Regions from separate parts of the Homo sapiens genome. Here region 2 is linked to region 1. Evidence: chromatin loops called from intact Hi-C (ENCODE). Cell type or tissue: psoas muscle. All regions are shown on one strand.

Region 1 (5,000 bases):
ATAAAGTAGACAGATTGTACATTGCACAAGAGTGCTGCGTCTAACGAGGCATCCTTCACACTGTAGACATGGTAGACTTATATGCCCTGTGATAACTTCCTGGTACATAGCAACGCGTCATTCTAACAAACTCAGTACATTATGACCATCTCTGACCAATAGATGTAAAGCACTTTGAGGGAAGTGTGTCTCCTTAATTCCAGAAGAACTATATGGGTTTGTAGTAGCCACAACTAGTAGGTGAAGGATAGAAAAGAAGAAAAATGCACAAAGTCCAACAGATTCAAACTCTTCCGGGGCAGGGATGTCTTGTGAATGCCTTTTACAGTGTTGAAGGACCTCTTCAGAGTGAGGCAGCATTTGAGTGTTCAATCATTAGCACAGACCCCCAAAAGCAAGGACTCAGAGGTAACCATCACCCGTCAGTCACCTCTACTGAGGACTGGAAGTGAAGAGAGAAAGGAAAAAAAATATTTTTCTCCCTCCCAGCTGTTCTTCCTCTTGTATAAAGGAGCTGGAAGAAGTCAAGCAAAGCAGCACAGATGTGTTTTAATGTTTACTCACATGGAAGCAAGTAACAAAATAAGAAAAATAAAACCATCATTCAAGAAGAGCCAGTTGTTTTGTAGCTTCCCACTATTTATTCTCCTTCTCCTGGTAACAGCTCTCCACTTTCCCTTTAGGAAATCAGTTCTGCCCCATGGTTCAAAATCTCTAGAACTGACAAAATACCCTGCCTTCTACCAGCCAAAGGGGTGGGCACACAACTTAAGCTAGGTCAGTTGCATTCTCTCTCTCCTCTCTGATAGTTAATTTTGTGTGTCAACTTGACTGGGTCACAGGGTGCCCACATATTTGGTCAAACATTCTGAGTGTTTCTGCGAGGGTGTTTTTGAAAGAGATTCACATTTTAATCAGTCAAGAAGATTGCCCTCCATAGTGAATGGTCCTCATCCAACTACTTGAAGCCTAAATAGAATTAAAAGACCAACCTTTCCTCTAAGTAAGGATAATTCTCTAGCAGACTGTCTTCATATGCAACATCAATTCTTCCTGTCTGATGGCCTTCAAATAGGAACATGGGTTCTGCTTGGGTCTCCAACCTGCCAGACTGGACTTGCCAGCCTCTGCAATCACACGAGCCAATTCCTTCTTTTACACACATGGGGAGAGGGGGAGGTAGAGGGGGAGAGGGGGAGAAGGGGGAGAGGGGGAGAAGGGGGAGAGGGGGAGAAGGGGGAGAGGGGGAGAAGGGGGAGGTAGAGGGGGAGAGGGGGAGAAGGGGAGAAGGGGAGAAGGGGGAGAGGGGGAGAAGGGGGAGAGGGGGAGAAGGGGGAGAGGGGGAGAAGGGGGAGAAGGGGGAGGTAGAGGGGGAGAGGGGGAGAAGGGGGAGGTAGAGGGGGAGAGGGGGAGAAGGGGAGAGGTGGAGATAGAGGGTTCTGTTTCTCTGGAGAACCCTGATTAATATACACTCACTCTCTCTGTCTGGATTTTGAAGCATGAGTGTAGACACTTAAAAATATAAAAATGTTTGGAAAGCAGTTATTCCAGCAGTGGTGTCCTGATGAGACTGTCAGGGACCTAGTTCCTGCTACCTAAGCCTCTCCAGAGATGCTCTCATTCTTTATCTTTTTCCAAAACTGGTTCACAATCTTCCTAACAATGCTTTGATCCACCCTATAACTTCTTTTAGTCCATGAATATTTACTGAGCGCTATGATCTGAATGTTGGTGTCCCTCTAAAATTTATAGAACTTAATCCCCAGTGTGATTGTATTAAGAGGTGGGACCTTTAGGAGGCCTCTTGAATGGGATTAGTGCCCTATAGAAAAGGTGTGAGGGAGCCTGCTGGCCCCTTCTGCCATGTGAGGACACACAGAAGGCACTAACTATGAGGAACGGGCTCTCATCAGATACCGAATCTGCTGGCAACTTGATCTTGAACATACCAGACTCCAGAACTGGGAGCAATAAATCTGTGTTGTTTATAAATTACCCAGTCTAAGGAATTTTGTTAACAGTCTGAGCGGACTAAGACAATGAGTACCTACTATATTCAAGGTACTGTTCTATTGAGGAAATACCAGTGAACAAGCTAGCCCTTGCTCTCATGGAACTTATTTTCTAAAAAGTCCTTTTCTGCCTAAGTAGATTAACCCTTCTTGAGAGTTTATTTCTGTTGCTTGCCACCAAAGAATCCCAGCAAATACTAACAATCTTCCCGCAGAGACTTCTAGCTCCGCCCCTTCCCTGGATCATCTTAGATAAGCCAGATGTCAGTCTTCAGAAGTCAGAAGATCCCTGGCTCGATGCAATTCTTGAGAGCCACTTCTTTATGATCACCCCATAAAAAACCCTGAGAACCCACCAGTGCACTTGTCTAATGTCCTAATGTTTGGATATAAATGACTCCACAGGAACATCTACATCAGAGGGGTTTCTCAACAGATGCCCTCCATCGAAACCATCTTTTCTCCTCTCCTGCTTAGAACCTGGGAAGATACCTTACAATGAGTATTACCTTGTTTATGCCTCATTATGACTTGTTTCAGGTTTAATCTTCTTCACCAGAGCCTTTTTAACGTCCTCCCCCAAAACCCAAAGGATTTATTCTGGGATTAGACAGGAGACAAGATCAGAGAAGCTGATCCAAACAGCCAGACATGGCTTTCTCATCAGGTAGCACCAGACAGTTATTTAACACAACTGAAACTCTATCTTGAAGCAAGTAAGCATGCTGTTTGGTTCACTGTGGGGGTGTCAGTGACTACGGCTGGGAATTGTCACAGTTTAGTTTAGCACTTCTGGCAAACTTTGGAGCCAGCTTGCATAATGCAGTGTCTAAAGAACATGATTCCAGTTGAACAGAGCATGTCTGTGGTTAAAAATAGAACTCTGTCACATAACAACTCATATATAAACCATGAGGCTGGGGGAGGAACAAAATTAAATAATAGTCACTGGGGGTTCTTGAACACCTGTCCCAGTCCCTCAGAGCATAAACTATCTGGGAATTGCCAGCACACTGAAGCCAACCCTGCCCTGAAATCAAATGGCAAAAATAAACAACCAAACTGACCCAGTTAAATCAGGAAACATGACCGCACCTTTAAGCAGGCCACCATTCAGGTGGCCTCTCCAGCCCAGGCCTCCTCAGGGATTTAGCTCTGAGTTCTGAAAAAATTAACTGCAGTAGATCCCATGACAGCCACTCTGGATTCACAGCAGGATTGAAAGCTGAGACTGCGTTAGGTCTGAATGCCACCCGCACGTTTGCATTTTCACTGCATGCACATGGATTATGCTTTGAACAGAATGCATGAAAAGTGGGCCCTGGCTCCTTCTAAACAGTTGTGGGAGTCTCATGACCCACTGCTCAGACTTGCAAAGAGCTAAGAATTAGAAACGAAATACTTGGGTTTCCCTGCCAGGAAACACTTTACAACAGTGTGTAGGTCTAACTGGAGAGGTTGCCCAATGACAGAGTGGAAATTTCATGGCTGGGTACATATAAAGCTAAGCCGTCAGAACAATTAATACTATAATATGCCACCAGAAAATAAAAAAGGGTATAGGGGACCAAAAAGAAAACGAGGCTACCTCCTTCCCCAACTCTGCCACTGACCCAGGCAAATTGCTCCTCCTCTCGGGGTCCCACTTCTCCTCTTTAAAAATCTATCTACAATGCCTGCTCCCTTCCAAACTCACCGAAATGTTGTAGTTTCACTCTTCACTTGTGTCACTTATTTGTTTCTGGTTCTGAAACGCTCGAGCAGTGATATGCTCTCTGCTTCACAGTCACCTGAAGAGTTTTTAAAAACTTCCCTACCTCAGCTGCACTCCTGGAGATTTCTGGGTGGGTCCCAGGCATGGGTGGATTTAAAAGCCCCCTCAGGTGATTCTAATGTGCCTCCAGGCCTGCGAACCAGAAGGCAGACTGGGAGAAGCACCGCCCCACTGCTTCCCCAGGGAGCGATGGAAGATGAAAGAGATGCAGATTCTCCCACCTGCTCCAATTCTTCCAGGGATTTCCTTTTATGGGGCTGGACAAATCGTCTCATTCCCAGATCTTTTCTCACCAACTTCCCCCCTCACCTCTGCCAGGTTCAATCAGCAAGGAAACTAGCTAAACATCTCTTAAAGGTGGTGAGGAACTGTTTGTTGCTTTTTAAAATTAATTTTAATATTTATTTTAAGTTCCGGGGTACATATGCAAGATGTGCATGTCTCTTACATAGGTAAACGTGTGCCATGGTAGTTTGCTGCACAGGTCAACCTATCACCTAGGTATTAAGCCCAGCATGCTTTAGCTATTCTTCCTGATGCTCTCCTTCCCCCTCTCATCTCCCTCTCCACAGGCCCCAGTGTGTGTTGTTCCCCTCCCTGTGTCCATGTGTTCTCATTGTTCAGCTCCCACTTATAAGTGAGAACATGCAGTCTTTGGTTTTCTGTTCCTGTGTTAGTTTGCTGAGGATAACAGCTTCCAGCTCCATCTATGTCCCTGCAGAGGACATGATCTCATTCCTTTTTATGGCTGCATAGTATTCCATGGTGTATATGTGCCACATTTTCTTTATCCAGTCTATCATTGATGAGCATTTGGGTTGATTCCATGTCTTTGCTATTGTGAATAGTGCTACAATGAACATAAACATGCATGTATGTTTGTAATAGAATGATTTCTATTCCTTTGAGTATATACTCAGTAATGGGATTGCTGGGTTAAGTAACATTTAAGTGTATTACGGCCTTTCCATCAAAGAAGTTTTATCTTTTAGGATTTACTTACTGCAGAAGCATTTGTAGCCAACGAGAGAGTCCTGATACTCTCAGTCTGTGTTCCCTGTCTGGAGCAGGCTGCTGCCTTCATAGGGTGTTTCCAGGAGCTTCCCGTACCCAGTTGGCGACCCTGAGCCCTCCACGTGCCTTATGATAGGTCATTGTTAGTTAGTAAGGGATGCCTTGGTGTTAAGCGCTGCCATCCTGCAATGAAATGCAAA
Region 2 (5,000 bases), 460 kb after region 1:
CCTCCCCAGTAGCTGGGACTACAGGTGCACACCACCACGCCCAGCTAATTTTTGTATTTTTTGTAGAGAAAGGGTTTTGCCATATTACTCAGGCTGCTCTCAATCTCCTGAACTCAAAAGATCCTCCTGCCTCGGCCTCTCAAAATGCTGGGATTACAGGTGTGAGCCACTGTGCCCAGCCCTCTCCTGAACTCTTTATCTTGCAAAACCGAAACTCTATACCCATTGAACAATAACTCCCCATTCCTCCTCCCTTGCAATCCCTGACAACCGCCATTCTGTCTATGAATTTGACTATCTCGAGCACCTCATGTAAGTGGAATCATACATTATTTGTCTGTTTGTGACTGGATTATTTCACTTAGCATAGTGTCCCCAAAGTTTGTCCAGGTTGTAGCATGTGTCAGAATTTCCTTTTTATGGCTGAATAACATTCCATTATAGGATTCTCTATTCATTCATTGATAGACACTTGGGTTGCTTCCACCTTTTGACTATTGTGAGTAATACTGCTATGAATGTGGGTATACCCACATTTGAGATACCAGTTCTTTTGCATATATATCCAGAAGTGATATTGCTAGATCGTGTGATCATGTGCTGAATCAATTTTTAATTCTTTGAGGAACCGCCATACTCTTCTTCATAGTGGCTGTACCATTTTACATTCCCACCAACAGTGCACGAGGGATCCAACTTCCCCACATCCTCACCAAGACTTGTTATTTTCATTGTTTGTTAACAGCTATCCCAGTGGGTGTGAAATGATACCTCACTGTGATTTCGATCTGCGTTTCCCTAATGACTGGTGACTGGAGTCATTAGTGCCCACCACCACACCCAGCTAATGTTTGTATTTTTAGTAGAGATGGGGTTTCAACATATTGGCCAGGCTGGTCTCGAACTCCTGACCTCGTGATCCACCCGCCTCAGCCTCCCAAAGTGCTGGGATTACAGGCGTGAGCAACCGTGCCCAGCCCTTTGCCCATTTTTAAATTAGATTGAACCTGCCTGTTTTTGTATTTAGAGTTACGGTTCTAAACTTGCTGCTCTTCAGAAGCTAGAGTAAATATTGCATCTTATTATCCTAAGCCACATGTTTGCTGAGAACTTACGCTACCTCAGGTGTAAGGCTACCAAGAGCCTACACGGGCACCTGAGATAGGGAGGGAGAGCAGGGCTGCAAGAGGCAGGGGCCAATGCTCTAGAAGGTCCAGATTGCTCTGGGAGAGCTGGCCCAAGAGTAGCTGTTCCCATCTCTGTCCTCCAGGTCATCCTGAAACTCTTTGCAGAGATACTAGGAAAGCAACTCACGTTTTTCTCTGGAAAGACTCAGGTTCCCAGGCCTCGGGCCTGCCCTTTCATCTGTGTTTCTTCTAAGCATTGCAACATCCAGCAGGCCTCTACTCCACAGTCCCCTGGGTGAAGGGAATGTGCCCAGGGGCCCTTGACCTGCTAGCCTGGGATCAGGGAACAACGCCCACAGCCTAACTGTTGGGAACAGACAATCTCCAGCCAAAGCTGCAAATGACTGAAAACGAGGGCTGGTCAGATGGGTGGTCAGTTTATACCCCCTCAACACCCCCCTACTACATTCCAAACAAATGGAACTGTGGAAACTAGTTCTGCTTTGCCAGCCAGCACAACTCCCTCTCAATCTGAAACTGATGAATTCTCCTCAATTCTGGGAAGAAACTCTCTCAACAAGAGGGGAAAAGGAAGCCAAGAACCCAGAAGTCCAGTCATGTTCTCCCTGAATAATTCTCCCACGGGGGACTCACTGTCTCTGGCTTTGGTTATGTTTTCAAGTGGCTGAAGGGATGGTCCCCACAGGAGACCATCTTACATAGGCAGTCATTATAATGCCCTCTCTAATCTCTCTAATGCCTAGTAGGCTCTGCCTAGCTTGTGTGTGATGAGAGGAAGTATGTGATCATGACGTGAGGGAGTGCTGTCTCCCCACAGTCCAAAATTCTCCAGGAAAATCATACTTCTGAGTCTTGGAATACTTTTGTGTCTTAAAGGTTTAATTTTTTTTTTTTTTTTTTTACTAAAAGGCATGTACCCCTTATCTAAGGTTGATTTAATATTCATCAGGTAATAACCAGGTTTTGCAAAGAAATGTTGGATGCCACACAGGAGAGGTCCTAGCAGAAGATAAAGATGCGCAAAGCGTACTTTGCCACTGTTTTTTTTTTAATTGAGGTGAAATTTGCATCACAGAAAATTAACCATTTTAAAATGTACAATTCAGTGGTATTGAGTACCTTCACAATGTTGTGCAACCATCACCCCTAAAGAAGACCCTGTGCCCATTAAGCAGTCACTCCCCCCGCCTTCTTTTCCCAGCCTGCCCCTGACAACCACAAGTCGGCTTTCTGTCTCTATGGTTTTACCTATTCTGGACATTTCATATAACGTGTGGCCTTTGTGAACCATTGTTTTGGTAGGCATTCTCCCCCCTCCAAATCTACTGTCCTTGGCCAAGATCAGGGACCAAACTTTCTAAATATCCAGAATGAATGAAATCTCCCTGCTTAAATCAATAGTTCCAACAACCCACAAAAGTATTTTCCAATCATTATAATGACCTCTCTACTCTCTCTAAGGCATAGTGCTAGGTAATGAAGTGGACTCTGCCTATCAAGATGGTCAGACCCTGAGCGAAGAGGGAGTGGGAAGGCCTGAGGTGTCTTCAGGCTGCCTGGGGACCGGGGACCCAGGCCAGACAGACAGCAGCTCCAGGGCTGCGGAAAGGCCCAGCCCTGCACACACAGCGCTGGCTCTGATACTCCTCTGAGGAGCCTGCTGCCTCTGACCACACCTTGTGTGTGTGGTTCAGGAATACCCAAGTTCATCTGCCAAATTCAGGATACAACCCTGACTGTTCCGGGCTTTTCTTTCTGCCTTTCCCTAATCTCGTCTGGGCGTGCTCTCTTAAAGGGGAAGTGGTGCGTTCTGACTGGCCAGGGCCCTCATCCAGGAGCCAGGAAACATCTACTACCACGAGTCGCGTTGCCCAGCGTGTGTCAGCCTCCTTATCCAAACGGCAAGGCAGCCTCCCCGGGATGTGTAAGTGTGAGCGCAGGGCACGAGGGCCACACAGGACGGCGTGGGGCTGGGCGCAGGTCACGGAACAGAGATCCTGGCAGGCAGATCATGCTGGCAGCCCACGAGGCATTTAGCAAAATGAGTGTTAGCATAGACAGTGCTCTCCGGCTGTGGGCTGGAGCTGGAGCCGAGACAGGGCTGAGGCGGGGAGCGGGGAGAGTAGCTGCCTCAGAAAGAGGTCAGGAGTAGGAGGCTGGGTTGGGGACCAGTCTATTTTGGACAGCCCTTCTGGAGGCACCAGCCTCCGGCCTGAGAAGGAGTGGAGTGGAAAATTTTCTAGCACACCTTTCAGAGCACCGGGAAGCCAGCTGCAATGAACCTTCCCGGCGTGTCAACCCCAACGCCCCATGTTTATGTCCGTGTATTATCTACTCAGTGCACTTATCTACTCAGTCATTGTGTTTCTTTGTTGTTTTTATATGTACTTTGTGTTAAGACATGTTCAGGGTCCTTTCTATTCAAACTGTACAAATTGTTTGAAACTAGCACCCTGGTTTTTTCCTTCTTTCCTGTCCACGATGGTCCTTGTCCAGTGCATGCACACTGCAGGCCCTGAATCAACGCAGGCGACTGGCCCACAGGTGGACTGACGGGCTCACTAGGATGCTGGGCAGCGTGTCTGGCTGGTTTCTAGCTAGGGCTCTGTTTCCTGTGTGCCCAGAGAAATAAAGGGGAAAAAGCACACCCACTCACACACACAGTCAGTTCCTAACTAAATGCCACAAGCGAGTGACTGGTGGCAGGAAAATAGACCCTTTGCTGTGTTTTAGGCCCCTTTCTGTCCTGGGTTTTTGTTTGTGTGGTAGTGATGGTTGATCTTAAATCATGTAAAAAGTTTGTTTTCACCAAAATAACTCAGACCTTTTGCTTCTAAAGAAGGGAGAGAAAAGGGGGCCAGAAAGGAAAAAAAAAAAAAAAAAGTATGTGTCTGTACGCATATGTTGACAGGGCATAACCACACCCTACTTCAAGACAACTTCCTGTTTGCCGCTGCCAACTGCCACTCCAAGGAGAACAGAAATGGTTCCGTTATTAGTGGCTGCTGTGGGACCACGACAGTCTGTGGGGTGAGTGGCTCTGAGCGACACCATGAGCTTAGCAGTGAGTGGAGACTTTTCACCTTCTCTTATAAGAGACCATGGCCCTGTGCTGTTGAAAGTAGACACTGGTACAGATAGAAATAAAGCAGTGGTGGCCTCTCTTATCAGCCTGTGGTCCTTAAACAGTGTGCTCCCATAGGATTCTTGTAAGTGGACTAATTTAATTCAGGGGCAGGGATAAGGCTGAGAACTGCCTACTGAGGAAAGCTACTACCTGTGTGTGTGTTTTTAATGGACATTATCATGTATCAGGGGAACTTAATGTTAAGCGTCTCCCATGAGTTGGCACTGTGGTAGCCACCTTCTACATGTTATCAATCCTCCCAACACCCATTTATTCCACAGTGAATAGAGTGAGTGCTCTTGAGGGCAAAACCCTGTGCTAAACGCTGGAGATAAAAGAGTAAACAGGACACCTGCCCTCTGGGTGTGTCCAGGCACAGGACACTTAGACCAGTAAACCAGTAATTACAGCGTGTGATGTGCGCTAAGATGAGGGACTCAGTGTACTCGAGCACCTGTCCTGTTGTAACTCCATGATGTGGGTATTATTGTCCCCATTTTACAGGTAAGGAGACTGGGGCTCAGGGGGTTAAGTTATTTCCCCAAGTCCCAGAGCTAATGAGTGACAGAGCTGGGATTTGAGCCCAGATCTTTCTGATTCCAAAGACAGCATGTTTGGTCGGCATTTCCAGTGACTCCCGAAGCTCATGGAGCATGAAAATCACCTCAGGACCTTTTAAAAAATCACAGATTTGGGGGCCCTGGCCCTGCTGTCCAAAAGTAAAG

What was found. Hi-C counts contacts between places; a loop is a spot of excess contacts. Peaks named below come from ENCODE experiments on the same cell type or tissue, not always from the same donor. Only the 100,000 strongest peaks of a DNase experiment are listed, where the experiment ranks them.
Region 2: it touches region 1 in a loop (2.3-fold over the local background); 1 of 110 quality-filtered maps calls a loop at or near these places.

Annotation. Positions count from the first base shown.
Region 1 is chr7:106,137,890-106,142,889 of GRCh38, reverse strand. No RefSeq gene overlaps it. Among named protein-coding and RNA genes, the nearest start is that of SYPL1, 28 kb to the right of the region's middle. In psoas muscle, no CTCF peak of the experiment used is centred here; DNase peaks (open chromatin) are centred at 2,789 and 3,129; H3K4me3 peaks cover 923 bases; H3K27ac peaks cover 4,590 bases.
Region 2 is chr7:105,677,124-105,682,123 of GRCh38, reverse strand. The region is part of intron 3 of ATXN7L1 (ataxin 7 like 1); the gene reads left to right. Among named protein-coding and RNA genes, the nearest start is that of EFCAB10, 98 kb to the right of the region's middle. RefSeq lists enhancers at 949-1,448, 2,980-3,119, 2,253-3,192. In psoas muscle, no CTCF peak of the experiment used is centred here; DNase peaks (open chromatin) are centred at 1,423, 3,033 and 4,111; H3K4me3 peaks cover 1,453 bases; H3K27ac peaks cover 1,315 bases.